Regions from separate parts of the Homo sapiens genome. Here regions 2, 3 and 4 are each linked to region 1. A link is a contact called in ENCODE Hi-C or POLR2A ChIA-PET data. All regions are on one chromosome and are shown on one strand. Each heading gives the region's core, a stretch centred on a gene start or an enhancer-like site at or near the end of the contact. The rest is flanking DNA. Distances are from core to core; before and after follow the strand shown. Region 1 holds the start of BANF1 (barrier to autointegration nuclear assembly factor 1). Region 2 holds the start of DPF2 (double PHD fingers 2). Region 3 holds the start of TIGD3 (tigger transposable element derived 3). Region 4 holds the start of SLC25A45 (solute carrier family 25 member 45).

Evidence for each region. A loop is a pair of places that touch in the nucleus more often than their neighbours do. ChIA-PET counts read pairs that join two places held with the same protein, here RNA polymerase II (POLR2A). Pooled maps may share reads with other maps.
Region 2: a map of CD8-positive, alpha-beta T cell shows a loop between it and region 1 (5-fold over the local background). The contact joins the promoter of DPF2 here to the promoter of BANF1 in region 1. A Hi-C loop is called at or near these places in 1 of 168 maps with a recorded cell type or tissue (CD8-positive, alpha-beta T cell), 1 of 37 single-sample maps with no recorded cell type and 1 of 50 pooled maps.
Region 3: a pooled map shows a loop between it and region 1 (6-fold over the local background). The contact joins the promoter of TIGD3 here to the promoter of BANF1 in region 1. A Hi-C loop is called at or near these places in 4 of 50 pooled maps.
Region 4: a pooled map shows a loop between it and region 1 (4-fold over the local background). The contact joins the promoter of SLC25A45 here to the promoter of BANF1 in region 1. A Hi-C loop is called at or near these places in 5 of 50 pooled maps. POLR2A ChIA-PET finds 5 or more read pairs at or near these places in 2 of 52 experiments (A673 and Panc1).

What each region holds. Positions count from the first base shown.
Region 1 is chr11:66,000,920-66,008,465 of GRCh38, forward strand. BANF1 (barrier to autointegration nuclear assembly factor 1) reads left to right here and starts at 1,584. Exons shown (of 3, transcript NM_003860.4): 1 at 1,584-1,651; 2 at 2,316-2,454; 3 at 2,707-3,230. The coding sequence starts at 2,332. The coding sequence ends at 2,853. It overlaps EIF1AD (eukaryotic translation initiation factor 1A domain containing), which reads right to left and starts at 1,238. Exons shown (of 6, transcript NM_001242481.2): 1 at 991-1,238. RefSeq lists enhancers at 936-1,305, 2,313-3,119, 7,391-7,546 and silencers at 1,606-1,945, 6,439-6,733.
Region 2 is chr11:65,329,967-65,337,512 of GRCh38, forward strand. DPF2 (double PHD fingers 2) reads left to right here and starts at 3,886. Exons shown (of 11, transcript NM_006268.5): 1 at 3,886-3,952. The coding sequence starts at 3,921. RefSeq lists enhancers at 4,138-4,187, 6,976-7,476 and a silencer at 4,238-4,327.
Region 3 is chr11:65,353,347-65,360,892 of GRCh38, forward strand. It overlaps TIGD3 (tigger transposable element derived 3), which reads left to right and starts at 1,405. Exons shown (of 2, transcript NM_145719.3): 1 at 1,405-1,611; 2 at 2,447-4,267. The coding sequence starts at 2,463. The coding sequence ends at 3,878. DPF2 (double PHD fingers 2) reads left to right here. Exons shown (of 11, transcript NM_006268.5): 11 at 1-916. RefSeq lists silencers at 1,133-1,192, 1,283-1,602, 1,623-1,682, 1,693-1,862, 1,923-2,112.
Region 4 is chr11:65,380,006-65,387,551 of GRCh38, forward strand. It overlaps SLC25A45 (solute carrier family 25 member 45), which reads right to left and starts at 2,641. Exons shown (of 7, transcript NM_182556.4): 1 at 2,481-2,641; 2 at 1,910-1,964; 3 at 127-170. The coding sequence starts at 1,946. FRMD8 (FERM domain containing 8) reads left to right here and starts at 6,632. Exons shown (of 11, transcript NM_031904.5): 1 at 6,632-6,756; 2 at 7,032-7,116. The coding sequence starts at 7,032. RefSeq lists enhancers at 1,750-2,278, 1,827-1,956, 1,944-3,143, 2,087-2,366, 2,279-2,806 and 5 more and silencers at 3,773-4,067, 6,439-7,018.

The DNA.
Region 1 (7,546 bases), core at 334-2,833:
AGCTGATGTATGTAGCCCCCAGTCACGTTTCTCACGCTTACTTGATCTATTATGACTTTTTCACGTAGACCCCTTAGAGTTGTAAGCCCTTAAAAGGGCTAGGAATTTCTTTTTCGGGGAGCTCGGCTCTTAAGACACGAGTCTGCCGACGCTCCCGGCCGAATAAAAAAACCTCTTCCTTCTTTAATCTGGTGTCTGAGGAGTTCTGTCTGCGACTCGTCCTGCTACAACAGAATGGGACAATACAATGCATGTCATGTAAAAGTAACTCCGGCCGGGCGCGGTGGCTCACGCCTGTAATCCCAGCACTTTGGGAGGCCGAGGTGGGCGGATCACGATGTCAGGAGATCGAGACCATCCTGGCTAATACGGTGAAACCCTCTCTCTACAAAAATACAAAAAATTAGCCGGGCGTGATGACGAGCGCCTGTAGTCCCAGCTACCCGGGAGGCTGAGGCAGGAGAATGGCGTGAACCCGGGAGGCGGAGCTTGCAGTGAGCCGAGATCGCGCCACTGCACTCCAGCCTGGGCGACAGAGCAAGACTCCGTCTCAAAAAAAAAAAAAAAAAAAAAGTAACTCCTATAATCTTAAGTACTAGTGTAATATAAAACTATACGCATGCTCCAGAGAAGTCATCCTGGCAACCTCTCTGGAAGGAGTTTGAAATAAACCGTATCTTTCTCAACACGCTTGTACACCCCAAGTCTAGCATAGTCACACAACAGAGAAGTTCAGTCTGGCAACACACTACAGCCGGAGACAAACTAGGTGGCCACCGTGATGGTTCAAGCCAGGAACTAGTTAATTAAAGGTTGAGGTGAGCAGGCTTGTCTGCGACATTTGCATATTTCTGACTTGCGTACTTAGAAGACGAAGGCCAGTACCCTTAAGACTGATGGTTTCCGAAAGAAACACTGTCGTCTCTAGTTGCTGTCCTCCTTCCTCCTCCCTGTCTATCCCGGAGAAAAGACCCTCAGAGAAACACCCACACTTAGTCTCTGGCCCTCGGCTCCCAGGAACGCTGCCGGAGCAACACCGCCGTCTAGGCTGGACGCTGAGAGAGGATCGTCCACGACTCACTTCAAGGCTGAACCAAGAAAACACAGTAAAGGAACTTGCCGGCGGCCGCGACGGTAGCGTCAGTTAGAAATCAGGTCTCCAGTGTTCCCAGTTCCCACCAGTCCAACTGCGAGGAGTGCGACGTGAGTCTGAGTCTGATCCCTCCGAAAACCGTACTTCCGGCGCTGTCTCGGAGGCCTCCCGTCCCCTCCCTTGTCCGTCTTCTAACTCTTCCCCACGCCAGGTCCGTCAAGCCTAAGTCCTTGAGTTCCGGGTCCGGGCAGCAGAGAAAGGAAGTCCTCTCCCTGGAGGCCTATCTCCCTCAGAACTGCGCGAGAAGCGAGACCTTAGAAGGCAGGGCTTCCCGCGAAGGACCGGAAAGGAGCGCCTACTAAGGACGCCGTCGAGGTCCGGGGCGCCTCAACTCTATAGCTCTAACTGGCTAGAAGTGCCCAACGTGGAATGTTTCTTTTTTAAAGGCGGCTCTTGAAGCGACCCGGAAGCGGAAGTGGAAGAAAGTTCTAGTGGCTTGAGGTATCCGCAGGAGCGGCCGGGTGGCGGGAGGAACCGTTACGGGAACTGAAGTTGCGGGTGAGCGCCAGCCGCGGAGCAGGGCCCTGATTGGAGGCCAGAGGGGTTGCGGGGAGAAGGGGAGGAGAGGGGTCGCAGGCGCTGTGGCGGGCCCTGGGGGAGAGCTTGGCCGCGCTGCGGGGAGGGGGCGGGGTGCAGCGCGTGGGAGCCGGGCCGCGGGAAGGGGCGGGCCGCAGCGGCGCGCGGTGGGGGCGGAGCTGGGGCGCGGCGTGAACCCCGCGGGCGGGGAGCGGGTGTGCGCAGCGCTAGGTGTGCGCTTCGCCCTGTAGGTAGAGAGACCCTTTGGTTAGCTTTCCACGCCAAGTGGCCGTTCCAGGCAGGCAGTGTCGTCTTGGTTCAGCCAAGGTCACAGAGGGAGTGATAGCTTCCGCGCAGCCCTGGCTACGGACTCTGGGCATCTTTCCACTGCCCCGCTTGCGCCACCTGTTAGGCAGGATCGTTTTTCCTCTGGGGCAAGATCAAAATCCAGGTCCTGCAGGAAGAAACTCCTCTTAAAAATAGTAGGGAAGAGTCTCCCTGGAACTGTTTTCTCCTTTCAGGATGAGGGGGATCGAGCAAGCCACTGTAACCCCTGGCTTGGCTTCCTCTTACTATGAGATTGCTCGTGGGCCCTTAGAAGTTCCAGGTCTTCAGCCCTAATCTGCCTTTTTTTTGGGATTCCTAGATTAAGCCTGATCAAGATGACAACCTCCCAAAAGCACCGAGACTTCGTGGCAGAGCCCATGGGGGAGAAGCCAGTGGGGAGCCTGGCTGGGATTGGTGAAGTCCTGGGCAAGAAGCTGGAGGAAAGGGGTTTTGACAAGGTGTGGGGTGGCTGCGTGTACCTAGTGCAAGCGGGGGGTGGAAGGGAAGTGATTCCATCTGCTGGGGGATGGACAGTAAGGTATAATCTGAAGAGGCTGCCAGAGCCTGGGCACCTGGTGGAGAGGAGAGGGGGGCAAAACCCGCGCTGCTTCCTGGGCTTGTGTGCTCTGAATGGCACAGGAATGGCTGTCTTGCTCTTATCTCTCACTGAGCACTGAGCAGCACGCTCCTTCCTTTTCCCTGTTTTGCAGGCCTATGTTGTCCTTGGCCAGTTTCTGGTGCTAAAGAAAGATGAAGACCTCTTCCGGGAATGGCTGAAAGACACTTGTGGCGCCAACGCCAAGCAGTCCCGGGACTGCTTCGGATGCCTTCGAGAGTGGTGCGACGCCTTCTTGTGATGCTCTCTGGGAAGCTCTCAATCCCCAGCCCTCATCCAGAGTTTGCAGCCGAGTAGGGACTCCTCCCCTGTCCTCTACGAAGGAAAAGATTGCTATTGTCGTACTCACCTCCGACGTACTCCGGGGTCTTTTGGGAGTTTTCTCCCCTAACCATTTCAACTTTTTTTTGGATTCTCGCTCTTGCATGCCTCCCCCGTCCTTTTTCCCTTGCCAGTTCCCTGGTGACAGTTACCAGCTTTCCTGAATGGATTCCCGGCCCCATCCCTCACCCCCACCCTCACTTTCAATCCGTTTGATACCATTTGGCTCCTTTTTTGGCAGAACAGTCACTGTCCTTGTAAAGTTTTTTAGATCAATAAAGTCAGTGGCTTTCATGACTGGGCTTTGTGCACTGAAAAGCAAGTGGGCTGGGAGTTGCCTCTCCTTCAGGGACTGACCATGTTTCCCTCACTCCTTATCAGTAGAGACCGAAACTGGCAGCTTCCCTTCCACTCCCAGAGGGCAGCCACCCTAGCCATGTAGGCCTCAGGCAGGTGACTTTTGTCTCAATCCCCGAGTGATGTGGGAGAGGGTGTGGGTGGATCTTTTCCTGGGAGCCAGATGGACTGTGCTCCAGATGTCAGTTAAGTCAACAGCTGGGCTAGGCAGCACCTGGTGGAAAAGTCAGTGGGAGTCAGAGGTACCAGACAGGGTGGGCCGGATGTGGGTGAGAGTTCACCTGCCAGTCATCATCTGCTCTCCCGGCCTCTGTAAGGGTGGGCAGGGTGCTTGCCATCTTCCATGATCTCTTAGGGAGGAGAAGGAGCACAGGCATCACAGCTGGAAGGATGTGAGGGGAGTACACCTCAGTACATTTTAGTCCTGTTCTTTTTGTTTACTTTTTAACTTAATAGGGACAGGGCCCTGCTCTGTTGCCCATGCTGGCCTTAAGCGATCCTTAAGCCTCCCAAAGCGCTGTGACTATAGGTGTGAGCCACCATACCCGGCCAGCCCTATTATTTCTTGAACACTTAGTATGAACCAGGCTTGAAGCTAAAATCTTTGCAAACATTTTTTTCTTTCACAGTAATAAATATTTTCTCCTTTACAGGTGAGGAAATTTGAGGCTCAGAGAGGCTAATTTGCCCATGGACTTGCTCCTGGGAAGTAGCCAGACTGGAACTCAAACTAGCTTGGAAACCCAGGGACCCGGCCATGTGTTCCTTGGTCATGTGGCTTAGCCTCTCTGAGCCTCAGTTTCTCCACTTGGAAAATGAGGTGGTTGTAGGGAAAGGATATTTGCAGCAGTATAAACAACAAAGGACTATTTCCATAGCACATACAGAATTGCAATCAAGAAAAAAGCGGACTGGCTGGGCGCAATGGCTCACGTTTGTAATCCCAGCACTTTCAGAGGCCGAGGTGGGTGGATCACCTGAGGTCAGGAGTTCAAGACCAGCCTGGCCAACATGGTGAGACCCCATCTCTACCAAAAATACAAAAATTAGCCGGGTGTGGTGGTGCACGCCTATAATCCCAGCTACTCAGGAGACTAAGGCAGGAGAATCGAACTTGGGAGGCAGAGGTTGCAGTGAGCCGAGATCACGGCCATTGCACTCCAGCCAGGGTGACCAGAATGAAACTTTGTCTCAAAAAAAAAAAAAAACAACAGAAAAATGGGTAAAAGATCTAAGACGGCCACAGAAGAGGGTTCCCTCCCAGTAAATAAGCACAGGAAAGGTGCTCCATATTGCTAGTAATAAGACATCACATGCCATTAACACCCACCTGACTGGCAAACACTTTTAAGTTGGACAATACCAAGTATTGATGAGATAATGAAGCAACAGGAACTGATACCTAGCTGGTGGGAGTATAAATTGGTCTAAACAATTTGGGAAGACAGTTGGGTGTTATTTAGTAAAACTGACACGCCCTGTGACCAAGCAGTTCCACTCTCAGGACTGTGCCTTGAAGAAAGTCCCGAACACCTGCAGCAGGACCTAGATGAGTTTGCAGCTGCATTGTTGGGAGCAACGCTAGCGGCTGTCAATACTAGAGTAGATAAATAGGCACTCATGCCACCGGACACTGGACGGAGGTAAAAATGAACAAATGATAGTTGTGTACAACACGAATCTCAATAGCAAATGAAGACAAACAAATTCTTAGGAATTCCTACATAGATGGTAAAACTAGAAGGAAAACAAAGGAAATGATTATGGTAAATAGTAAAGGAAAAAGTCTACAGGGATTATCTTTGGGGGAGGGTGTGGAAGGGCTTAAGGGTAGGCTTGGCCTACCCTGACCTGTGTTTCTGACCTATGGGGTGGTGGTACAGGCATTGACCAAAAGTGTATGTTCTGCGCCCTTTTCAGTGTATTCGCTACATCTCAACAATAGAAAGATAACAGGAAAACCAAAAATAAAGACCTGAGGCTGGAACGATTGAGTGAAAGGTCAGAAACTAAATTGTTATTTGTAGGGATGAGAGTTCTGTGCAAGGCTGGGACTGGAAAGTGCGAGTGGCCCAGCTTGAAAGGGACACCAGGTGACTGCAGCAGGGCCCAGCTTGTGCTTCAAGCCGCTTCCTGGGAGGCTGCTGGTCTGAGTCCCGGCTGAGGTGGTCACGAGGGCTCTCTCTTGAGTTTCAGACTGTTTCTGATGTCTTCCCGGCTAAGTCCCCTCAGCCTTGACCCTCATGCTATGATGCTGTCGCAGGCCTTGTGTGCTTAGGTGGGGGCTTTGCAGGGCTCCGGCCTCACCACACCTCAGTCCTGATGCTGCCAGCTTGTTGCTGGTGCTCTGTGAGGTCATGGAGACTCCTCCTCCATGAAGCCCTTCCCTGGGCTCCTGCCCACGCTGGCCTCCTGGTTTGGCCTCGCCTGGTGGCACTGGGACCCTGCTGGAAGCCTGCGGCTCATGCTGTCTGCTTTATTTCCTTGTTGTCTGCCTTTCCCGGCTCACCCACAGGCTTTGCCATAGAAGGGACTGGAACCTGCCTTCTCACCTCTCCCTTGGGGCACAGGCAGTGCATATACCAGGTGGCAGGCCACAAACCCTTTATCAGGACTCCATATTGCATCCCACACAAGTTCTTGGCTCTGTCCTGGGACAGCAGTAGACAAAGGGCATCTAGAATGTACCTTGTGACAGTGTGGCCTCTCAGATCCAGCCCGACTCAGCCAGCAGGACAAAGGGACCACGGCTTGGAATGCTGGCGCAGAAAGCAGACCTGGCTGGTGAGGGGTATGAGTCAGGTTGTCTCAGTGTCAGCCCGTGGTGTCCAAGAGGACATGCCTGGCCACCCACTAGCCTGGGACATAGGTGGGCCCAGAAATCAGCAAATACTGACCCCATCCCCCCATCACACCCAGCCAGAGCTTGACCCCCTCAGCTGGTCTAGTCATGAGTGCTCAGAGCCAGCCTAGAACTTCGTGTGAACCCAGCCCATGCACTCTGGGGTGCTGAAGGGCTCCTGCTGCCCCCAGAAAGGAAGTAGGGGGAGGCTACCTGGACCACCACAAGCCCTGCCCCCGGCAGCCTGCTGAGCATGGAAGGCTCCCAGCAGGTGCTTGTGACTGTTGATCCCTTTCCAGGCTGGCCCCTCCCTGTGGGGACCAGGGCTCTTTCCTGTCACTCCCAACCTTGACTGGTGGCAGCCTTGAAGAGCCAGCCAGGCCCGATTCTGGGGCTTTGCTCCCCATGCGATCTGGAGCAAGTTGCTTCACTCCCCTGAGCTACAGCCTCCTCTGCCAGCTGATAACAGGGTTGTGAAGATTCAACCAGTGAATCAGCAGCGCTTAGGAGCGCTCCTCCCCAGAGGGGAGCTTTAATCCCTGTTGGATTACAGGTTTCCTTGCTGAAAGATCTCCTTTCCAGGATATGGGGCTACAGAGCCCTGGGGGGAGGGCAATATCCTCTGCCCAACTGAAGGTTCAAGGAAGAGGGTTCTGGGGGAAGCATCGAAGCCTTGGAGAGCCTGATCCCAGAGGGAAGGAGATGTCAAGAACCTGCCCTGGTCATCTCCACCCATCAGGCCAGGGGCAAGAGAGGGGTGCTGTGGACAACCTGGGGTGGGATGTCTGGGCCACTGCAAAACTGGAGGCTCTGCCCTGTGGCCAGTACATTTGACCGACCTCAAGCTCACGCTTGGCGCAAACCTCCTGGAAGCCAGAGTGGTCCAGACGGGATGGAGTCAGGCCCTGGGAAAGTCTGCTCAGGGACACCCCATCTGCAAGAAACAACCCCTACACCATGCACAGCAGACCTCAAACCCCTGTGGAGCAGCCCAGGACTCATGCACCGGGACCCACCACTAACCTTTCCCCTTTGATCTCCCATTTCCTCCTTGTAGGAAGAGATAATAGTCATTGTCTGTGCAGAGCTGCTATGGGAATGAAAGAACATATATTGAATCCCTGGCGCAAGGCCTGGCACACAGCAAGAGTTCTTACCATTGTTAATCCTCCCCACCTTTTCTTACCAAGATACCACTTCTAGCTGTGTGACCTTAGACAAGTGTCCCGACCTCTCTGATTAACTTCTTCATCTGCAAAGTGAGGATAATGTGTACTCCCTCAGGGTGCTTGTGAGAATCAGTGGGTGAAAAGTGCTCAGAAATTGCTAGGTTGTACTGCAAAAAAAGTCCTTTGCATCAGCACAAAGCAGAGGCAGGTGGAGTGGGTGCCCTTGGTGAGTGGCAGACAGGCCT
Region 2 (7,546 bases), core at 2,636-5,135, 670 kb before region 1:
TTTACAATTGGAATTGATCGCCCCAGCCAACAGTGGGACCCGCTTTTTATTTTCTTGCCCAGTGGCATGTGGAGCGAAATATGGCCTACTGACGGACGATCTGATCGTGATTTAGAGAAACTTACTGCGCCCCCTGGTGGAAGCATTATTCCCTTGGGTCTTAAAAGCTCTAAATCAGCCAGAGCGCAGAGTTGAGATTCCAAGAATGTGCATGTAAAATTCCTACTCCGTGATTCCTGTCTGTCAGAGAAACACTATATATACTGTTTTCTATATAGAGAGAGTACCTGTTGTTCGGCGACGTAACATGTCTTTCTTTCTTTCTTTTTTTTTTTTTGAGACAGGGTCTTGCTCTGTCACCCAGGCTGGAGTACAGTGGAGCCATCTTGGCTCACTGCAAACTCCACCTCCTGGGTTCAAGCGATTCTCATGCCTTAGCCTCCCAAGTAGATGGGATTACAGGCACCACCACCACGCCCGGCTAACTTTTGTATTTTTTGTAGAGACTGGGTTTCACCATGTTGGCCTGGCTTGTCTCGAACTCCTGGCCTCAAGTGATCTGCCAGCCTCAGCCTCCCAAAGTGCTGGGATTACAGGCGTGAAACACCACGCCCAGCCCGTAACAGCATTATGTGTAATAGCTCCAAACTGGAAATAACCCAAATGCCCATCAGCAGTAATATGGATTAAACAGCAATGTAAGAACTATTACCACAAAAGGACATGAATGAATCTCAGCCAGGCATGGTGGTTCGCGCCTGTAATCCCAACACTTCAGGAGGCCAGAACGCAAGGAATGCTCAAGGCCAGCCTGGGCAACATAGTGAGACCCTGTCTCTATAAAAAAAAAAATCAAAAATTAGCTGGGCATGGTGGCGTGTGCCTATAGTCCCAGAGAGGCTGAGGTGGGAGGATTGCTTGAGTCAGGGATGTAGAGGTTGCAGTGAGCCAAGATTGTGCCACTGAGATTTTTTTTTTTTTTTTTTGAGACACTGTCTTTTTTTTTTTGAGACGGAGTTTTGCTCTATTGTCCAGGCTGGAGTGCAACGGCACAATCTCAGCTCACCACAACCTCCGCCTCCTGGGTTCAAGCAATGCTTCTGCCTCAGCCTCCCAAGTAGCTGAGATTACAGGCGCACACCACCACGCCCAGCTAATTTTTTTGTATTTTTAGTAGAGACGGGGTTTCACCATGTTGGTCAGGCTGGTCTCGAACTCCTGACCTCATGATCCACCCGCCTCGGCCTACCAAAGTGCTAGGATTACAGGCATGAGCCACCATGCCTGGCTGACGCTGTCTTAAAAAAAAAAAAAAAAAGATTAGTCAGGGTGTAGTGGTGTGCCTGTAGTCTCAGCTACTCGAGAAGCTGAGGTGGGAGAATTACTTAAGCCTGGGAGGTCGAAGCTGCAATGAGCCATGATTACACGACTGCACTCAGCCTGGATGACAAAGTAAGACCCTGTCTTAAAAAAAAAAAAAATCTCAAAAATGTAATACTGTAGACAAAGCATTGTGGGGGCTGAAAAAAAAAAGGAAAAAATTAATATTGAACAAAAGAAGCCAAATTCAAAATAGGACATATTGTATGATTCCATTGACATACAGTTACACAGACACACTAATCTTTAGGGCTAGAAGCATGAGATGGCTACTGAGGTGCTAGTGATGTCTTTTTCTTCATCTGGGTAGTGGTTACACAGGTTTGTCTATTTTGTAAAGATCAATCAAGCTACAATTATTTTGCATGGTATACCTGCATCAAACCATCTCGTGTACCCATAAATATATACACCTACGATGTACCCACAAAAATTAAAAAATTGAAAAAAATTAGTCAAGCTATGAACCCGGAAGGCGGAGGTTGCAGTGAGCCGAGATCACGCCATTGCACTCCAGCCTGGGCAACAAGAGGGAAACTCCGTCTCAAAAAAAAAAAAAAAAAAATTAGTCAAGCTACATAAGATCTATGTGCTTCTCTTTATGTATATTTCAATTAAAAGTTTGAATTTAAAAATAGTACTAATAATAAATAGGCTAGCTGCATATAATTGGAAAGGCAGCTTATGAACCCAGCATCAATAGCTTTCAGTTCTTTTAGGATTGTTTAAGAAAAGGTTACATCAGCTGGCCAGGCGTGGTAGCTCATGCCTGTAATCCCAGCACTTGAAAGCCTAGGCGGGCGGAACACATGAGGTCAGGAGTTCGAGACCAACCTGGCCAACGTGGTAAAACTCTGTCTCTACAAAAAATACAAAAATTAGCTGGGGGCACCTGTAATCCCAGCTACTCGGAAAGCTGAGGCAGGAGAATCACTTGAACCCAGGAGGTGGAGGTTGCAGTGAGCTGAGATAGTGCCACTGCACTCTAGCCTGGGCTGGAAGGAAGAATTTGTTAAGGAGCGACAAGAGCAAAACTCCGTCTCAAAATAAATAAATAAATAAATATAAACAAATAATGTTGTTACGAACATTCTTGTACAGCTTTATTTTTTTTTTTTTGAGACGGAGTCTCGCTCTGTCACCCAGGCTGGAGTGCAGTGGCGCGATCTTGGCTCACTGCAAACTCCGCCTCCCAGGTTCACGCCATTCTCCCACCTCAGCCTCTCCAGTAGCTGGGATTACAGGCGTCCGCCACCATGCCCGGCTAATTTTGTTTTTGTATTTTTAGTAGAGATGGGGTTTCACCATGTTAGCCAGGACGGTCTCGATCTCCTGACCTCGTGATCCGCCCACCGTGGCCTCCCAAAGTGCTGGTATTACAAGCGTGAACCAATGCTCCTGGCCTGTTTTTTTTTGTTTTTTTTTTTTAAGAGACAGGATCTTGCTATGTTGCCCAGGCTGGTCTTGAACCCCTGGGCTCAAGTGATTCTCCCACCTCACCCTCTCAAGTAGCTGGGATTACAGGCATGAGGCATTGCACTCAGCTTCTTGTACAGCTTTCTTGTGTGTATATCCAGGAGTGGACTTTGCTGGGTCATAGGGTATGTGTATTTTCAGCTTTAGTGATTATATTTATATATATATATATATATATACATATGTATATATATACATATGTATATATATGTGTATATATATATATGTATATATGTGTATATATATATGTGTATATATATATGTATATATATTTTTTTTCCTTTTTTTTTTTTTTTTTCTTGAGATGGAGCCTCGCTCTGTTGCCCAGGCTGGAGTGCAGTGATGTGGCTCCAGTGGCTCACTGGAGCCTCAAACTCCTGGGCTCAAGTGATCCTCCCACCTCAGCCTCCCTAGTAGCTGGGATTACAGGCATGCACCACCATGCCCAGCTAATCTTTTTTCTTTTTCTTTTTTTCCTTTATTTATTTATTTATTTATTGAGAAGGAGTCTCGCTCTGTCGCCCAGGCTGGAGTGCAGTGGCGCGATCTCGGCTCACTGCAAACTCCGCCTCCCGGGTTCACGCCATTCTCCTGCCTCAGCCTCCCGAGTAGCTGGGACTACAGGCGCTCGCCACCACACCCGGCTAATTTTTTGTATTTTTAGTAGAGACGGGGTTTCACCGTGTTAGCCAGGATGGTCTCCATGTCCTGACCTCGTGATCCGCCCGCCTCGGCCTCCCAAAGTGCTGGGATTACAGGCGTGAGCCACCGCGCCCGGCCCCGGCTCCTGCTCCTCTAAATATTAGAGGCAAGCCTCGAACCGGAGCTCCGGGATGCATGCCAATCTCCGGTTGCGCCTGCGCGTCGGGCTCCCGTGGGGTCCACGCATTTCCTACCCGGCCCCCGCGAACAGGCGTAAAGCTCTTTCTTCAGTGCTCGCTCTAGTGCGCGCGCCCGGACGGCGCCTGCGCAGAGGGCAAGGAACCTGGTACCCCGGTGCGGTCCCGGCGCCTGCGCGCTGCGGACTGTGGGGCTTCTCGGCCCGAGGCAGAGGAACAGGGAAGATGGCGGCTGTGGTGGAGAATGTAGTGAAGCTGTGAGTGGTCGTTTCTTTCTCTCCTAGGGCGGCAGGTTTTGTAAAGGGCCTGGGAGTAGGGGGCGGTGGGGGAAGGGACTAGGCGGAGAGAGGGACATCCCCGGGAAAGCCATGTTGCGACTCCTGGTGGGGAGGGCAACAGGAGACTCCGGAGAAGACGTTGCGCTTCTTTGGAAACTTGTGGAGGCCCTGGTGGGGGCACACTGGAGCCCCGACGGGCGGCATCCCTGCGGGGCTGTGTGGCCTCAGCGTTCCTCGGGGCTGACGGTTTCCAGAGCATGGCGCCCTGCCTGCACGCGAGACTCACCGTCCCGGTCCTCTCCCGAGACGCCTCAGTCCGGAGGAGCGGGGCCGAGGCCCGGGCGGCCCTACGGCTGGCCCGCCGCCCACCCCGCCCCGTCCCGTCCCGTTCGCTGCAGCAACAGGCTCGGCGGCCCCTGCGGAGTGCACTGCGGGGCTGGCTGTTTCAGTTCCAGGCAGCCCCGTGATGTTTGGGAGGATCTTGGGTGGCAGGTACCTAAGACTACAAATATTCTTGGGAAGAATTTATCGAGGAGCGGATCCAGAAGGGAAGGAACTTCAGGGGAGTGGGCCTTGGCCCCGTCCAGTAGCAGCCATCAAAAACCTGCAACTGGACCGAAGCCGTTCAGGACAGCTTAGCCTAAAGGGGCATCTAGGTGGGCATTCTTCCTATTATACGATACCATTGTGCTGGTCAGATTTCAAGCAAAGTTAAAGTTAATAGCTGTTGGGGCCATGGACGCTGGCCTATGAACTGCTTCCTGTGAGTTAAAGATGCTTTGGGACTTGATTTATTCCTACAGAAGAATCAGAATGAGTTTTAGATTGGGTTAATGCATGGTGGGCGAATAGAGCTTCTTTTAATGGGTATGTTGGGCTTGGTGCAAGGGTGGGAAAATTGAGTGGTGTCTAGCTGTCCAGTCAGGGTTTTTGCATTTTGACTGGATGACGAGGTAAAGGTTCGGTAACTCTTCTAAGGGACTCACAGCTTCTCATCTGTCTTTGTCGTGGCCTGAGCCCCACTCTTCCTAAGAGCCTTTTTAAAGAGTAAGTTGCTTCTCCCTCCTGCCTGAAGCCTTTTCTTTGAGAATGCTTTCCCACTTCCATTAAGCTAAGTGCCTTTCCTCCTCTTGTGGTTTGTTTTTTTTTTTTTTAAGTTGCTTTCTGCTCTATCCTGCTGTCTCTTTCAGCCACCCCTCCTCCCAACGCTATTGTCTTTCTCTCTGATCTGCCCACTCCAGTTTCCCCAGCTCTTTCTTCAGGCTGACATTTTTCTCAATTTAGAAATGACACTGTTGATCTACCATTTATCCAGTTATCCTTCCTGACTCAGATGTTCTTTCTTTGTTTCCCTGCGTCTTTGTTGACTTCCCTCATCCCATTGTAAGGGGATGTTTTACACAGGTTTCTCCAAAAATAAAAAGGAAGATTCTCATTGTACTGGGGGAGTATCAGACTTGCCTAGGTTTTGGGAGTTAAACGTAGTGAGGTTCTTCGTGTTGGAAGATTTTCCTCAGAGAAATAGGGTTGCCAGTGCTTTCAAGTTGTGTCATAAGTGAGGGGTTGCCCATTTAAACAGAGCGTGACATCTTGTTTCTCTTTGAAAAACTGTAGAGATTGTGAGCATCACCAGCCACTAATTCCTGAATGCCAGTAATGAGAAACCAACTCTCTCCTCCTCATTTCTAGCTGCACAGGGCCTCAGATCACAATTAATACGTACTCCCACAGAATTATCCCTTTAAGAAGGGGCTTCTATTCTTCCAGTTCATTTGGAGATATGGCACTTCTCTTGATTATAGTGTGCCTAGTCTTCTGACAGCTGATGTTATACATTGAGTACATTGAGGTCAGGACCACTAGCTCATCTTTTCTTTTTTTTTATTTTTTTAGACAGAGTCTCACTGTTGTCGGCCCGGGCTGGAATGCAGTGGCACGATCTTGGCTCACTGCAACCTCCGCCTCCCGGGTTCCAGCAATTCTCCTGCTTCAGCCTCCCGGGTAGCTGAGATTACAGGTGCCCACCACCACACCTGGCTAATTTTTGTGTTTTTAGTAGAGATGGGGTTTCACCATGTTGGCCAGGCTGGTCTTGAACTCCTGACCTCAGGAGTTCACCCGCCTCGGCCTCCCAAAGTGCTGGGATTATAGGCGTGAGCCACCACGCCCGGCCCCTCATCTTGTATGACTTGCATCTTGTCCTGGGAAAAGAATTTTCTTATTTGTAAATTTCTATCCCTTCCGAATGTGATGTCAGAAATGAAAGTCTTGGCTGGGTGCAGTGGCTTACGCCTATAATCCCAACACTTTGGGAGGTTGAGGCAGGCAGATTGCTTGAGGTCAGGAGTTTGAGACCAGCCTGGCCAACATGGTGAAACCTCATCTCTACTAAAACTATAAAAATTAGTTAGGTGTGGTGGCGCACACCTGTAGTCCCAGCTACTTGAGAGGCTGAGGCACAAGAATCGCCTGAACCCAGGCGGCAGAGGTTGAAGTGAGCTGATATCACACCACTGCCCTCCAGCCTGAGTGACACTTTTAAGACTCTTTCTTAAAAAAAAGAAAGAGGCTGTTGGGCGCGGTGGCTCATGCCTGTAATCCCAGCACTTTGGGAGTCCGAGGCGGGCAGATCACAAGGTCAGGAGATTGAGACCATCCTGGCCAACATGGCGAAACCCCACTCTACCAAAAATACAAAAATTAGCTGGGCATGGTGGCGTGTGTCTGTAATCCCAGCTACTCAGGACGCTGAGGGAAGGGAATCACTTGAATCCAGGAGGCAGAGGTTGCAGTGAGCCAAGATCGCACCACTGCACTCCAGCCTGGCAACAGCAAGACTCCATCTCAAAAAAAAAAAAAAAAAAAAAGAAGCCGGGCACGGTGGCTCATGCCTGTAATCCCAGCACTTTGGGAGGCTGAGGCGGGCGGATCACAAGGTCAGGAGTTTGAGACCAGCCTGGCCAAGGTGGTGAAACCCGTCTCTAGTAAAAATACAAAAATTAGCTGGGCATGGTGGCGTGCACCTGTAGTCCCAGCTACTCAGGAGGCTGAGGCAGAAGAATCGCTTGAACCCAGGAGAGATCACACCACTGCACTCCAGCCCAGGCGACAGAGCGAGACTCCGTCTCAAAAAAAGAGAGAAAGTCTTTAAGCGTTCTTACTAGGAAAGTAAAATAATAGTATAGCTGTAGCTGCTGATTGGTTTTGAAACTTTCTAGGCAAAATCTAGAGGCAGGGCGCGGTGGCTTACACCTGTAATCCCAGAACTTTGGAAGGCCGAGGTGGGCGGATCATGAGGTCAGGAGTTCGAGACCAGCTTGGCCAACATGGTGAAACCCTGTCTCTACTAAGAATACAAAAATTAGCTGGGCGTGGTGGCGCATGCCACTCGGGAGCCTGAGGCAAGAGAATCGTTGGAACCCGGGAGGCAGAAGCTGCAGTAGGCAGAAGCTGCAGTGAGCCGAGATTGCACCACTGCATTCTAACCTGGGCGGCAAAGCAAGACTCTATCTCAAAAAAAAAAAAAAAAAAAAAAATATATATATATATATATATATATATATATAGAGAGAG
Region 3 (7,546 bases), core at 155-2,654, 650 kb before region 1:
GCAATCTCAGACATTTAAAACAGGACCAGAAGTTTATATAAATATAATTAATAAGCAAACTAATGACATCACCATGGGACACACACAAAAGTTCTTGCAGGAGCAGGGTCTGTGTGGCTTCAGTTGCCTGCAGCGCTCCCAGGCCAGAGCAAGTGCTCTAGGATCTGAACTGCCCGCAGTGCAGCCCTGCAGCCTTTCCCAGGGCACGTTGATGTGCACACAGTTTCCCTGAAGGCAAAGTGAACATGTGGAGAGCTTACGTGGCAGCGCGTATGTCTTCAGTGTGTGTTTTAGAAGTCCAACTGTTGTTTTTATGTTTTTAAAGGAAAGATTTGAATCAAGCAGTTATGGGCCCCCTGAAGTATCCTTTTTTCTAGAACATTCTGAAAGTCATCCTTGCCTATGGGAAGCCTAGGCCGGCCTGCACTGTTATGTTCAATAAATAAGCAGGGTGCTCTGGGCTGGGGATTGTGTGAGGAGCAGAGCGCAGCCCGTCCTCATGCTTTTCCACTGAAGTAGGCCAGGCAGAGAGGGAGTACAGCAATGGATGCGCTTTGGCAGCTGAGTAGTCCGAGAGCCAGAAAAGAAATGTGGAAAATAAGAACGCTGTAGCAGGCCTAGGTGAGGAAATTTAGGAAGGGTTTGCGGGAGGTAGGATTTGAGATGGGTCTTGGAGAGTTGGACAGTGTCAGCCGGTAGGACGGGGGTGCGGACGGAAGCCTGTGAGGAAGGCAGAGGATGCGGAGCTGTGAGCGGAGGGAGCAGCGAGGCTGGAGAGCAGCTGGGCTGCGGGTCAAGACGTCTGCGTTTAATTCGGGACTGAAGGTTAGCAGGGAAGGGAACGATGCCAGATCTTGAGTTTAAGAACTTGAATCTTGTAAAGTACCAAATCTAATAAAATACTCGTCCTAAATCATTACTGGCCCAAGCATGCAGTGTTTCCGTGGCCGACAGACTCGAGCCAGCGCTGTCCATGGTAACCAGCTTTTGTGTGGCTTAAAGCTTGCATCCATTTTCTCCTTTCATCGTTTTCCCAAAACAATTCCGTGAGGGCTGTTAGCCCTGCTTGGTAGACGAAGAAGCCGATGCGGTCTAGGGTCACGGCCAGGGAGGCTTTGGGACGCCAAGTCAGCTCGGCGGTCACCACACCACCTACAGGGCTCGTCGGGCCCTCGGGGTCGGCGGCTGCTGGAGGCGCCCAGGGGAGTCCTGCTGGTTCCTGGCTCCGCCTCCCGCCCCTCCGCGCTAGAAGCCCCGCCCCCAGAGGGGCTCGACGAACCGCCACTTCCGCAACGTCCAATGAAACTTAGCCGGGGGAGGGACGGGGCGCCACTGAGGACCAATCTGCTTGGGCCGGGGCGGGGCTGCGGCGGGTGGGTGCAGAGGGGCCGCACCGCGGACTTCGCAGCCGGGAGAGAGCCCGGCGCGGGCGGCGCGCACGGGACTCTGCTGTGCGCGCGCCCGCCCGCCCGCCGTCCGCGCAGGCCCTCGGTCCGCTCTGCCCTCGGGGTCGTGGCGCCCATCCCTCCCCTGTTCTGCTGTCGCCGCCCGGACAGGGGCTCGGGAGCCGGGCTGGGGGCAGGGGCTGGAGCCGCGGGACCAGCGCCTGAGGTGGGTGCGGAGCGGGAGGCCGGGCGGGCGGGCGCCTGGGGCCGCCCCGCCGACATACTCCGGGTCGAGGGGGAGTGACCGGCCAGGGCACGGAGTCCGGCTGCCGGCCTGCCTGGGTCCGGGCGTTCGTTCCCGCGCCCTGGGACCCTCCCAGGCCACCACCCTCCCCGCGGGGACACCCCGCCCCTCCGCTGCCCGCAGCCTCCTCAGGCCTCCCGCCCTTTGTCGCTCGTGCACCTGCGCCCTCGGCCCTGCCCTCTCGCTCCCCTCAGGACTGACCGTCGCCTAGCCTCCCTCTCAGGACCCGGCACCAAATTAGCCTCGCTCCTTCAGACACCCTCTGTCCCCTTTGTCGTCTGTACACCTGTCACCTCAACTCTGTGTGCATCCACCCACCTCCCACCCCCCAGCGGCGTCATCTGAATCCAGCCCAAGCCGCCTCCCACTCCCTCCCGGGGGCTCCTCCCCCGCAGCCCCGTAGCCCCACACCTGCCCCCTCGGCCCCAGTCCCAGGCCCTCCCCCGTCCGTATGCCTTTGTTATCTCTGCAGCTGTCCCCTGCACTTTTCATCCTTCTTCCCGAGTGAGGCCAGACCCCAGCCCAGACTCCCCTGTCCTTCTGAGTGGAGAGACGCCCCCTCCCCAGCTCTGCCCTGGCATCCTGGGGACGGGGCCAGCCGGCTTCCACTCGGCCTAGCCACTTCCTCTTTCAGCGGGTCCAGTCTCACCCGGTGCCTGCGCAAGTCCTCATCTAATCTCTTTTCCCTCCTGCGCTCCTTTCCTAGCTCTTCCGGCCTCAGATTACTCTACCCGCTCAATCTTTCCTCCCCGCACAGGTGCCCCGGAGAGGCCATGGAGCTGAGCAGCAAGAAGAAGCTTCACGCCCTGTCCCTGGCCGAGAAGATCCAGGTGCTGGAACTCCTGGATGAGTCCAAGATGTCCCAGTCGGAGGTGGCCCGGCGCTTCCAGGTTTCCCAGCCCCAGATCTCGCGCATCTGCAAGAATAAGGAGAAGCTGCTGGCGGACTGGTGCAGCGGCACAGCCAACCGAGAGCGCAAGCGCAAGCGGGAGTCCAAGTACAGCGGGATCGACGAGGCTCTGCTCTGCTGGTACCACATTGCCCGGGCCAAGGCCTGGGACGTGACGGGGCCCATGCTGCTCCACAAAGCCAAGGAGCTGGCCGATATCATGGGCCAGGACTTCGTGCCCAGCATCGGCTGGCTGGTCCGCTGGAAACGCCGAAACAACGTCGGCTTTGGGGCCCGCCATGTTCTTGCGCCTTCATTCCCCCCTGAGCCACCTCCCCCGGGGCTCACATCCCAGGCTCAGCTGCCTCTTTCCCTAAAAGACTTCTCTCCAGAGGACGTGTTTGGCTGTGCTGAATTGCCCTTGCTGTATCGGGCAGTGCCCGGCAGCTTTGGTGCATGTGATCAAGTACAGGTGCTGCTGTGTGCCAACAGCAGGGGCACCGAGAAGCGGCGGGTACTGCTGGGTGGGCTCCAGGCTGCCCCGAGATGCTTCTTTGGGATCCGCAGTGAGGCTCTGCCTGCCTCCTACCACCCGGACCTGGGCATCCCCTGGTTAGAGTGGTTGGCACAGTTTGACCGGGACATGGGACAGCAGGGCCGACAGGTGGCTTTGCTGCTGGCTGCCCGAGTGGTGGAGGAGCTGGCAGGCCTGCCTGGGCTCTACCACGTGAAGCTCTTGCCTCTGGCCGCCTCTAGCACCACGCCTCCCCTGCCCAGCTCAGTGGTCCGGGCCTTTAAGGCCCATTACCGACACCGGCTGTTGGGCAAACTGGCTGCCATCCAAAGCGAGAGGGATGGCACCTCGCTGGCCGAGGCCGGGGCAGGCATCACCGTGCTGGACGCCCTGCACGTGGCGTCTGCCGCCTGGGCCAAGGTGCCTCCTCAGCTCATTTTCAGCAGCTTCATTCAAGAAGGGCTGGCTCCCGGCAAAACGCCCCCGTCCTCGCACAAAACCTCTGAGATGCCACCAGTCCCCGGCGGGCTGAGCCTGGAGGAGTTTTCCCGCTTTGTGGACCTGGAGGGTGAGGAGCCAAGGTCTGGAGTATGTAAGGAGGAGATAGGCACTGAAGACGAGAAGGGGGACAGAGAGGGTGCCTTTGAGCCCCTGCCCACCAAAGCTGATGCCCTCCGGGCCCTGGGCACCTTGAGGAGGTGGTTTGAATGCAACAGCACTTCTCCTGAGCTATTCGAAAAATTCTACGACTGTGAGGAGGAGGTGGAGCGGCTTTGCTGCCTATGAAGGCGCCTTCACTGCTTGCCAGAGCCCCTTCCTCTCTTGTTTCCCATGGAAACGGCCTCTTCAGAAGGCAGATCGGGCTGTCTCTTTCCTGTGGAAATAGAACTGTCGTAAAGGTGTAGAAGGGAGAGAAGTTGGGACACCAAGTCTGAGCTTGGAGTGGCAGTCGTCCAAACCCCAGGAAGAGAGCTCTAAAGATGGGGCTTCGGGGGTAGGAATCCAGGATGCTTAGTTTCTAGACCCTGCTTGAAAGTTCTAGAGCCTTTGAAAGGGAGTTAGTCTAGAGGCAGCCACTTAGAAAGGTGGAATTTGGGCTTTTTGGACAGACTGCTTCCTTGAACTTTGTGTTAAAAACAGTTCTGCTTCTGAAAATAAAGTTTTTAATCAGAAAAGAGGCCAGGGTGTTATTTTCATGGGAGAAGGGTAAACATTTTCCATTCAGATTTGGAAAATTAATTGCTGATGGTCACTGCGGTGCAGCTGTCTGTCCATGACCAGTAGGGATCCTCCTTTTCCAGATATTCAGCAGCAAGGACTCTCAGGGTGTGGGCACTGCTTGTGGGCTACCCTCCTGAGAGGGAAGCTCCAGGACAGACAGATCCCAGCTACTGCCCCAGATAAGCTGCAGCTCCAATAGTTTCGCTCTCAGATTGTGTGTGTTTGGGGTTGGGCAGGCTACGGACATGTCAGGGAAACAGAAAGGAGCCGGAATTGGAATGGAATAGTCATTCATTCTTTCTTTTTTTTTTTTCATTTGCTTATTTCACAACATCACTTCAGCAAGACCTCCTATGTGAACAAGGTTGCAAAGATGATGTCTCTTCTGGACAGAACCTTGCAGCCAATGACAGTGGAGTGTGATTAAGGCTGTGATAACGGCTGTGCAAAGTGCCTGGCCCCATAGAGCTAGGGAGACTCCAGGGGGAGGTGAGCTTTGAGCTGCAGTTTGAAGGGCGTCCCAGGCCAAGGGACAGCGTGTGCAGAGTCTGATTGGAGTGAAGGAGCACAGTGTGCTGGGGGCGGGGGCAGGCAGTTCTGCCAGAGCATAGCATACTTGCGGAGGTAGGGGCAGAGTACAAGGAGAGACCTGGAGAGTAGGAAGGGCCTTTAGCCAACCAGGCTTAGGGGTAGGACACCATCAGAGGGTTTTAGGTAGGCAGGAACAAGTCATTCTTGGGGTTCTAGAATAACGGAGTCTGTGTAGGGTGTGTCAAAGATGTGAAACCTAGAGGCAGAGAGCCTCTGACTGATCCAGGTGAGAGAAGGTGAAGCGTGAGCCAGATCCTGGGAGTAGGATGTAAAGAAAATGGTTTACCAGCAGGGCGCGGTGGCTCACGCCTGTAATCCCAGCACTTTGGGAGGCCGAGGTGGGTGGATGACCTGAGGTCAAGAGTTTATAAGACCTGCCTGGCCAACATGGTGAAACCCCATTTCTACTAAAAATATAAAAACTAGCCGGGCGTGGTGGCACATGCCTGTAATTCCAGCTTCTCAGGAGGCTGAGGCAGGAGAATCGCTTGAACCCGGGAGGTGGAGGTTGCAGTGAGCCAGGATGGTGCCACTGCACTCCAGCTTGGGCAACAAGAGTGAAACTCACTCAAAAAAAAAAAAAAAAGAAAAGAAAAGAAAATGGTTTTACCTGGAAAGGATATGGGCTTTGGACGCAGATAGACTCTAGCTGGTAAAAATACAAGCTGCAGGCCGGGCACAGTGGCTCATGCCTGTAATCCCAGCACTTTGGGAGGCCGAGGCTGGTGGATCACTTTAGGTCAGGAGTTCAAGAGCAGCCTGGCCAACATGATGAAACTCTGTCTCTACTAAAAATACAAAAATTAACCAGGCGTGGTGGCACACACCTGTAATCCCAGCTACTTGGAAGACTGAGGCAGTAGAATCGCTTGAACCCACGAGGCGGAGGTTGCAGTGAGCGGAGATCGCACCACTGCACTCCAGCCTGGGTGACAGAATGAGACTCCGTCTCAAAAATAAAAAAATAAAATAAAAATACTGTCTGGGCACGGTGGCTCACGCCTGTAATCCCAGCATTTTGAGAGGCCGAGGCGGGTGGATCACCTGAGGTCAGGAGTTCAAGACCAGCCTGGCCAACATAGTGAAACCCCGTCTCTATCAAAAATACAAAAACTAGCCAGGTGTGGTGGCGAGCGCCTGTAGTCCCAGCTACTCAGGAGGCTAAGGCAGGAGAATCGCTTGAACTGGGAGGTGGAGGTTGCACTGAGCCAAGATAGCGCCACTGCACTCCAGCCTGGGCGACAGAGCGAGACTCCCTCTTGAAAAAGGAATAAATAAAATAAAAATACGGGCTCCAGGCCAAAATCCTAAGGGTGACCTTTCAGGCTTCACCATTGGCAGTCACAAGACTTTTGCCTGGCAGTCCTCATGGAGGGAAGCTGCTCTCTCACCCCAGCTTGGTGCATCGCCTGTGCATTGCAGGTTTCCGGAGAGAGTTGCAGTCAAGGACTCCAGGCCCCCAGACTGCCCTGTTCCTAAGCTCACCTGCATTCCTAGCTGGGCACCTCCATTTGGAGACCTGGGCTGAGGCAGTTTCCAACAGCCTTTACCAAGACCTCCTTACTGGGAGCAATGACTGAGATCCTTTCTCCGCTTCGACTCAATACCTCTCATTCCATCCTTTCTCCGCTTTGACGCAGTACCTCTCATTCTATCCTTTCTCCGCTTTGACTCAGTACTTCTCATTTCAGCCCTTCTCCCCTGCCTCCCTACAGCCCACTTCAGGTCAGGTCTGTAAAAAGGCAGGAGCTTTTATTCTTTTTATTCTGAAACTCCTTGACGATGAGACTGTTCCTGTCTGACCCTTGTCCCGTGCTGCTCTGTAAAATGGAACGCTGGGGAGCTGGGGCCTGTTTTTGCCCCTTGCTTGTAGGTTTTAGTGAATGAAAAGAAGCTTTTGTGTTACTTTCAGCTTGCTTCGTTGTCCTAATTGACCAACTCCACACCTGGCAGCTCGAACTAACAACTCCCTTTCAAACACTTATGAAGCCACCTGCGGGCCTATCATTTTCTAGGCTGAGATCCCAAATCATTTAGCCTTTCCTCACAGAAGTCTATTTTTTCTACCCTGAATTCATATAAATTGTTCTTTTCTGAAACCTTTCCAGTTCTGATGTATCTCATTTTATTTTATTTTATTATTTTATTTTATTTTATTATTTTTGAGATGGAGTCTCCTTCTGTCACCTAGGCTGGAGTGCAGTGGCACGATCTTGGCTCACTGCAACCTCCGCCTCTCGGGTTCAAGTGATTCTCCTGCCTTAGCCTCCTGAGTAGCTGGGATTACAGGTGTCTGCCACCATGCCCAGCTAATTTTTGTATTTTTAGTAGAGACAGGGTTTCACCATGTTGGTCAGGTTGGTCTCAAACTTCTGACCTCAGGTGACCCGCCTGCCTCGGCCTACCAAAGTGCTGGGATTACCCAGGCGTGAGCCACTGCGCCCGGCCTATTTATTGTTTGTTTGTTTTGAAATGGAGTTTTGCTTTTGTTGCCTAGGCTGGAGTGCAATGGCACGATCTTGGCTCATCACAACCTCTACCTCCTGGGTTCAAGCAATTCTCCTGCCTCAGCCTCCCGAGTAGCTGGAATTACAGGCACCCGCCACCACGCCGGGCTAATTTTGTATTTTTAGTGGAGACAG
Region 4 (7,546 bases), core at 1,391-3,890, 620 kb before region 1:
CTCAAGCGGGATGCCAACCAGCAGGAGAGGCAGGAAAGGCAAGATTAGCCAGGCCTGATCTCAGGGCACCCTGACATTTGGGTCAGGTGAGATCTTTCATTCCTCTGGCAGCTCTCCTAAACTCACCTTTACAGTGTCAAACGGGTGTCCCAGGACCAAGCCCAGAGCGCCTGTGGTGACAAGAGGGTGCTATGAGTGAGGGCCCTCGTGCCAGGCCCAGGAAGCAAGTCTGTGCCAAGAGGAAAGAGGGGTTCAGGCAGGAGGAAGGAGAGCAGGGCCATCTCAGACACATGCAGCCACCTTCCTGCCAAGCTCTAGAGACTCCAGCTGCCCCTGCCACCCCCTCCACACAGGCACTGGGCCAGGAAGGCACTGGGACAAGGGACTAAGACCCCAGGCCCCACCTGAGGATGCACACCCAAGAGGGAAGAGCCAGCCAAAGACGTACGTGTCCTCGCTGGAGCCCATACCCGGGTATCCCACCGCCTATGAGCCGCGGGACTCTGGGAGAATCACCCAGGTTCCCACCTCTCCGAGAGCTTTACTCTTCTTTCTTCAACTCATAATGTCGTCGCCGGGATCCAGAGCAGGCCCTGCTGCCAGCTGGCCACGCAGAACTGCAGGGCCCTGATGGGGGTCATGCCTGGGCACCTGCAGAGGAGCTTCTCCCCTCCCCTCCACCTGCCCACTGCCTAGCCCTGCCCTCCACAGCAGAGGCTGGTTCTGGAGTTTGGGGGAGGTCGCACCCCCAGGAGGCAGGTTCAGAACGTCCCTCTCTTTCTCCTAAGAGGAATGCCACCCAGAAGCTGGGCTGGGACCACAGCACAACAGGCCTCAGGGCCCGGGACTGCGGCCCACAGCCAGGTGGGGCAGAGGCCCAGAGGGGACTCAGGACAGCAGGTGAGGTCAAAGGTGAACTTCCTTTGTAAGCCCAACAGGGTGGGCCTGGAGAGCAGGGCTCAAGGTATAGGGTGCTCACCTGGCTCTCCCGCCCTCTGCAGGTGTCAGGCAGAGTGGCCTTGGAAGGCAGAGGCAGCACCCTCCCACCTGTGCCTTCCTCTCTTCTTCCCATCGGCCACTCCCCAGAGGACTGGGGACAGCTGGCTCTGGGGTGCTCCACGGAACCCAGACTTTTTTTTTTTGACACAGGGTCTTGCTGGTGTTGTCCAGGCTGGAGTGCAGTGGCATGATCATGGCTCATTGCAGCTTCAACCTCCTGAGCTTAAGGGCTCCTTCCACCTCAGCCTCTGGAGTAGTTGGGACCACAGGCGTGCGCCACCGCGCCTGGCTAATTTTTGTATTTTTAGTAGAGACGGGGTTTCACCATGTTGGCCAGCCTGGTCTCGAAATCTTGACCTCATGATCCACCTACCTCAGCCTCCCAAAGTGCTGGGCTTACAGGCATGAGCCACCGCGCCCAGCCTCTCATTTCTTATAAAGACAGGGTCTTCCTATGTTGCCCAGGCTGGTCTCAAACTCCTGGCCCCAAGTGATCCTCCTACCTCAGCCTCGCAAAGTGCTGGGATTACAGGTGTGAGCCACCATGCCCTGATTCTTTTTTTTTTTTTTTTTTTTTTTTTGTGGCAGGGTCTCATTCTGTCACCCAGGCTGGAGTGCAGTGGTGCAGTCATAGCTCACTGCAGCCTTGAACTCCTGAGCTCAAGCAATCCTCCTAAGTAGCTGGGACTACAGGTGTGAGCCACCATGCCCAGCTAATTATTTTGATTTTTTTGTAGAGACAGGGGCCTCCCTATGTTGCCCAGACTGGTCTCAAACTCCTGGGCTCAAGTGATCCTCCCGCCAGGCCGGAACTCAGACTTTGGTCTCTGCTCCTCCCATGTCACCCATCTTCCCGAGGAAGTGACCTACCATTGGGTGTGATGTGACAGAAGGAAGAAAAATGTCTCACCAGAGATCCAGCCAGCCACAAATTCCTCCACCGGCATTGTCTGGGCTTGCGGGAACTGGTGGCTCCAGCAGAGGAGACAGAGTTGAATTCCCCCCTCTCCCTCCCCTGGCCCACGCTGATAACCTCCCACTAATGTTTAACCCTGGCGGGAAGGTGAGAATTGGCCTGGTGCCCAGACCTCCGGCAACTGGCAGAGGAGAGCGAGCCAGTTCCGGTGACCCTGGCCACCTGGAGGAGTCGTGCAGAGTACAGTCTCACGGGCCAGGCGTGCCGGGACCACAGAGGCCCTGATCCCCGAGCCCGGCCAATGATCCTCGCTCTGAGGATGGCAACTGGGTTCCTGCCCCATGGTCGGGCCCCTCCAGGGCTGCCTTAGTCAGCAAGAGGCAAGCCCCTGCCTGCCCAGCCAGCCCAGCTCCACTCCCATTCATCTCCACCAAGGGGCATGGCCGCCCCCATGCCACAGAGAGAGGCCGGGTGCGGAGGTAGCGTGGCCACCAGGGGGTAGGCCCAGCCCGCATTTGCCGCTGCGTGGCAGGGTGGGGAGGAGCCACTCCCAGGAGTGACTCACCAGGCCTGGCTGTTCTCTTCAGGGTTGTTTACGACTCCCCCGACTCCCCCGTGTGAGTCAGAAACACAGCCTTCCTCGGCTTCCTCCTTCCCAGGGGAAAGATAGGGGTTTTGATTATTTAAAGTGCGTGTTGATCTGCAATGGCACCATTCTGCTCAGTCAAAACCAAAACCCTTTCAAGGATCTGTGAGCCACAGGGTGCCGCCCATTCTCCTCTGACCTCACGTCCTGCCACCCACCCCCTTGCTTTCTCTGCTGCAGCCACCCGAGCCTCCAGACTCTTCTTCAGTCAGCCTTCTGTCTCCAGGCCTGTGGACTGGCTCTTCCCTCTTCCTGGGCACTCTTGCCCTGGCACCCCTCCAGCTGGGGCTCAAATGTCACCACCTGGGTGAGGTCTGCCCCGCCTCCCCAGCCGGAGGCACTGCTGGCTCTTCCTCTCTTTCTCCATCACAGTTATCACGCCAACATACGATGGGAAGAACTTGTCTGTCTGGACAGGGATCTCTGGGTGTTCTGTGCACAGCGGGTGGCACAGGGTGGGCTCTCAATAAATCCTGAGTGACTGAATGAACGGAAATGTCAGCCAGCAGCATCAGCGGCAGCCTGGGGCTCCAGTTCCCTCTTCCCATCACCAAACGGCCCTGGGAAACATCAAGGCCCAGTGACACCTGCACCCTCCCCTCCAGATCTCCCCGCAGCTCCTAGTCTCCCATGGGGGACGCCCAAGGCCCAGTCCTTCTCTCCCTTCTCCTCTCACTGTGGCCAAGGCAGAACCCACCCACCCCTGCTGCTTTCTCCCGGGTGGACAGATTCGGGAAACAGGACCTCCTACCTCCTGCCTCTGGAGCTGCCTGGGGCTCCTTGGGCCACCCCCAAAGATCATCCTAAAAGACCATCCCCAAAGACTGGCCTCTCGTGGTGGCTTGGGCTGCAGTCCTGGTTCTGCTTCTTATTCCTGAAACTGCCTTTGCAAAAACTATAACTGATACAGGCCAGGCGCAGTGGCTCACGCCTGTAATCCCAGCACTTTGGGAGGCCGAGGCGGAAGGACCACCTGAGGTCAGGAGTTCGAGACCAGCCTGACCAACATAGTGAAACCCCATCTCTACCAAAAATACAAAAATTAGCCGGGTGTGATGACGGGCGCCTGTAGTCCCAGCTACTTGGGATGCTGAGGCAGGAGAATCGCTTGAACCCGAGAGGCAGCTGTTGCAGTGAGCCAAGATCATGCCACTATACTCCAGCCTGGGCAACAGAGCGAGACTCCGTCTCAAAAAAAAAAAACAAACAAACAAACAAAAAAAAAACCCTCCTGTCTCTCGTACAGCCAGCTCTGCATGAATTAAACTCTCCTTATTGCAATTCCCCTGTCTTGACAAATTGGCTCTGTCTAGGCAGAGGGTAAGGTGAACCCAATGGGCGGTTACATTATCTCTCTCAGTGATGTTGAGCAACCTCTTCTGTGGGCCTTGGGGTCTATTATTGTTTGCCAAAGTAGGACAGCAGTCGGGCTAATTGATGTCTAAGCCTCTCAGCTCTAAAGGCTGGAGGCCGCCTCCTCCCTCACTTCAGAATGGGTCTCATTCTCTTTTCCAATCTCACCGCCTCACCCCAGTTTGAGAAAGACCCTCATTCCCACTTCCCTACAGCCTTGCTGAAGGGAAGCCCACCTAAGCATGGCGTCATCTTGTGAATCTCTAGCTCACAACCTCCAAAATGTTCTTACTGTCTAACACGCCTGCCCCATATCTGTCATCCTGGGGTTCAAGGCCTCCCCCATGGTGCCACCCACCTGCTATGCTCTCACACAGCGGGGGTCTTTCCTGGGGTCCTAACCATGCTCGTGCAGTTCCCACTACCTGGAATGCCTTTCCTTCCCCACCATCAGCCTCCCGGACTCTCTCCCAGTGCCCCTCCTTGACTAGACCCGGGTTCTAGCCTCCCCACCACCACCGCAGACACTCCCAGGTGTCAGTCTTTGACATAAAACAGAGATGTGATACTCACCTCTTAGTGAGTTCTAAGGATTAAAGCACTTTAAAAAGTGGCTGGCACGTAAATGGCAACTGCTAATACTTATTTCCACTCTCAGGACGCATGAGAATGACACAGGAAACAGGGGAAAGGGCCTGGCCCAGTGCCCCACACACAGCAAGTGAGCAGAGACTTTTCCTGCCTGTAGCATTTCATAGTTCTTAAGGCAATGCTGTCATCTTCTGTGGTTTTATTTATTTTTTTGGAGACAGAGTCTCACTGTTGTCCAGGCTGGAATACAGTGGCAGGATGGCGCTATCAGAGCTCACTGTGAGCTCACACTCCTGGGCTCCAGCGATCCTCCCACCTCAGGCTCCTGAATGGCTAGGACCACAGATGTGTGCCACCACACCTGGCTAATTTTTGGGTTTTTTACAGATGGCGTCTCACTATGTTCCCCAGGCTGGTCTTGAACTCCTGGCCTCAGGCGATCCTCCTGCCTCGGCCTCCCAAAGTGCTGTGGTTTTAAATGTGCTGTTCTCCTGGGCTTCTTTCTCTTTCCCCTCTTCCTTAACTCACCAATTAAACCACAACAGACACTTTCTGAGGGCAGGGCCACGTCTCCCCTCAGTCTCCATCCCCTGACCTAGCACAAGCCCCGCATCCAGTAAGCATTCAAAACAACACTGAACTCTTCTGCTCCTGCTTCACTCCAGCTGGGTCAAGAGGCCATGGAGATACAGTGTGTCCTGGTCTGAGGGTCCCAGAGCTGAGAACCAGGAAGGAGATGCCTGCCCCCACTGGACACCCTTCCCTGCAGCCCACATCTGAGCTTCCTCAAGTCCTTAAGTCACATTGGCAAGGCAAATGTGATGTCATGGGCTCAGCTGTGGGGCAGTGTGGATCATAGGAGGGCAGGCAGAGCTGGTTCACATACCAAAGAAGGCTGGACTGGGTCAGGAGCTAGAGCTGCTTTCCAATCCCAGGGAACCAGGGCAAAGTGAACCCACTGCCCTCTGTTCCTGATCACCAAGCCCACTGCTGTCACTTGGGACAACTTCTGGTTCCTCTGGCCCCAGAAGGTGCCCCATGGACTTATTTTTCTCCCTGAGTTCCACATCTCAGATGCACACATGTTGCATTACCAGGACATGTCAGTGACATGGCCCTGAGGGTAGGTGGTTTCACACCTGCCTCTTTGGGGCCCCAAGTCTCCTCCCAGCCTGGGAAAACCTCAAGGTCTCCCAGGCTGTTGTGTAAGATAGTAAGGGCTCATGTCACTGCTCCCTGGAAAAACAGAGTGTCTGTCCTGGTTTTCTGATTTAGACATATATATATAAATTTTTTTTTTTTTTCAGACGGAGTCTCGCCGTCGCCCAGGCTAGAGTGCAGTGGTGTGATCTCGGCTCACTGCAGGCTCCGCCCCCTGGGGTTCACACCATTCTCCTGCCTCAGCCTTCCCGCGTAGCTGGGACTACAGGCGCCCGCCACCTCGCCCGGCTAATTTTTTGTATTTTTAGTAGAGACGGGGTTTCATCGTGTTAGCCAGGATGGTCTGGATCTCCTGACCTCGTGATCCGCCCGCCTCGGCCTCCCAAAGTGCTGGGATTACAGGCGTGAGCCACCGCGCCCGGCCGACATAGACATATATTAATAATCATTTAGAGAGTAGGGATAGTCCTTGGGGGTCATTCAGTTCAACCACCTCATTTTACAGATGAGGAAAACTGAGGCCCAGAGGAGAAGGGACTTGTCCAGGATGAGTCTGGGCCAGGACTCATTCTCCTGACCACTGCCGAGAGCGCCACGGTACAGGCCGCTGCCAGCGCCGCATGGATCCCTGGCACGTGCCAGGAAGTGTCCATTTCACAGGCAGGGAACTAGCCCGAAGACCCAGCGTGGGCAGGCCAACGCCCCTAGCCTGATTCTCGAATCTTCGCCAAACCCTCTTACAGGCCAACAGTCGGGGCCTTTGTGAAGGGAAACTCGCTCTGGGTCACTCTGGTGGTGGCGGGGCTGGTACGTGACGCGGCCACCCCACGGGCGTGATGAGACACGCGAGGCTGGCGTCCGGGCATGCGCGGGCCGCGCGGGGCGGCCCTGGGCTCCCATTGGCTCCCCCGGGTCGAAGGGGGCGGGGCCTCGGGCGCCGCGCTTCCTCCCGCCGTGGCTTCCGCGTCGCTTCCCGGTCAGCTGCGTCCTTAGCGGGAGCCCGAGTGCGGGCGGTGGCGGGCTTGGCGGCGGGGCAGGATTCCAGGCAGGAGCCTTGCCTCTCAGGTGGCGGGCTCTGCGACCCTGCGAGGTGAGAGCACAGCGACGTCTGGCCCGGGCCTCCGTCCCCGGCTGGGCGTGCGCCTTGCCCTGCCTGGGCATCCAGGTCGACCCCCGGTTCTTGACCGTAGCAACCCGCACCCCTCCCACCAGCGCCCGGTCTGCACTCTTGGCCCCTCCAGGCAGCGCCGCTCAACCTTGCGGACCCAGCCTGGGATCCCTTACCGTACTCACCGAGAGCTTGAGGAGACCTCCAGCCCCCCATCCCTGGCTCCCGGTAACTGCTGTTTCTCTTTGCCTTTGCAGATGGACGGGACAGAAGGCAGTGCCGGGCAGCCCGGCCCCGCTGAGCGATCCCACCGAAGCAGCGTGTCCTCCGTGGGAGCCCGAGGTGGGTCCCACCCGCATCTCCTCTTCCACACCCTCCTGGGACCCCAGCCCTGGAGAAGTAGCTCTGGCTTGTCTTCTTTTTCATTAAAGATAATTTATGTATCGACTAAGAAATAATAAGGTACATTCAGATGTGGAAAACTCACAGAAGTCAGAGGCTCTGTCACTAGTTTACTGGCCAGGTTGGGTCCTCGCTCTCATTTGTAAAATGAGCTTGTTTAACATAGCTGTGAAATTCAAATGAGATTATATGAATGAAAAGTGAAGGCTGATGTGGTTCATGCTTGTAATCCCAGAACTTTGGGAGGCCAAGGTGGGCAGACCACATGTGCCCAGGAGTTCGAGACCAGCCTGGGCAACATAGACAAAAAAGAAAGTGACACGTTCACTTTCTTTGTGTCATTTCTTTTTTTCTTTCTTTCCTTTCTTTC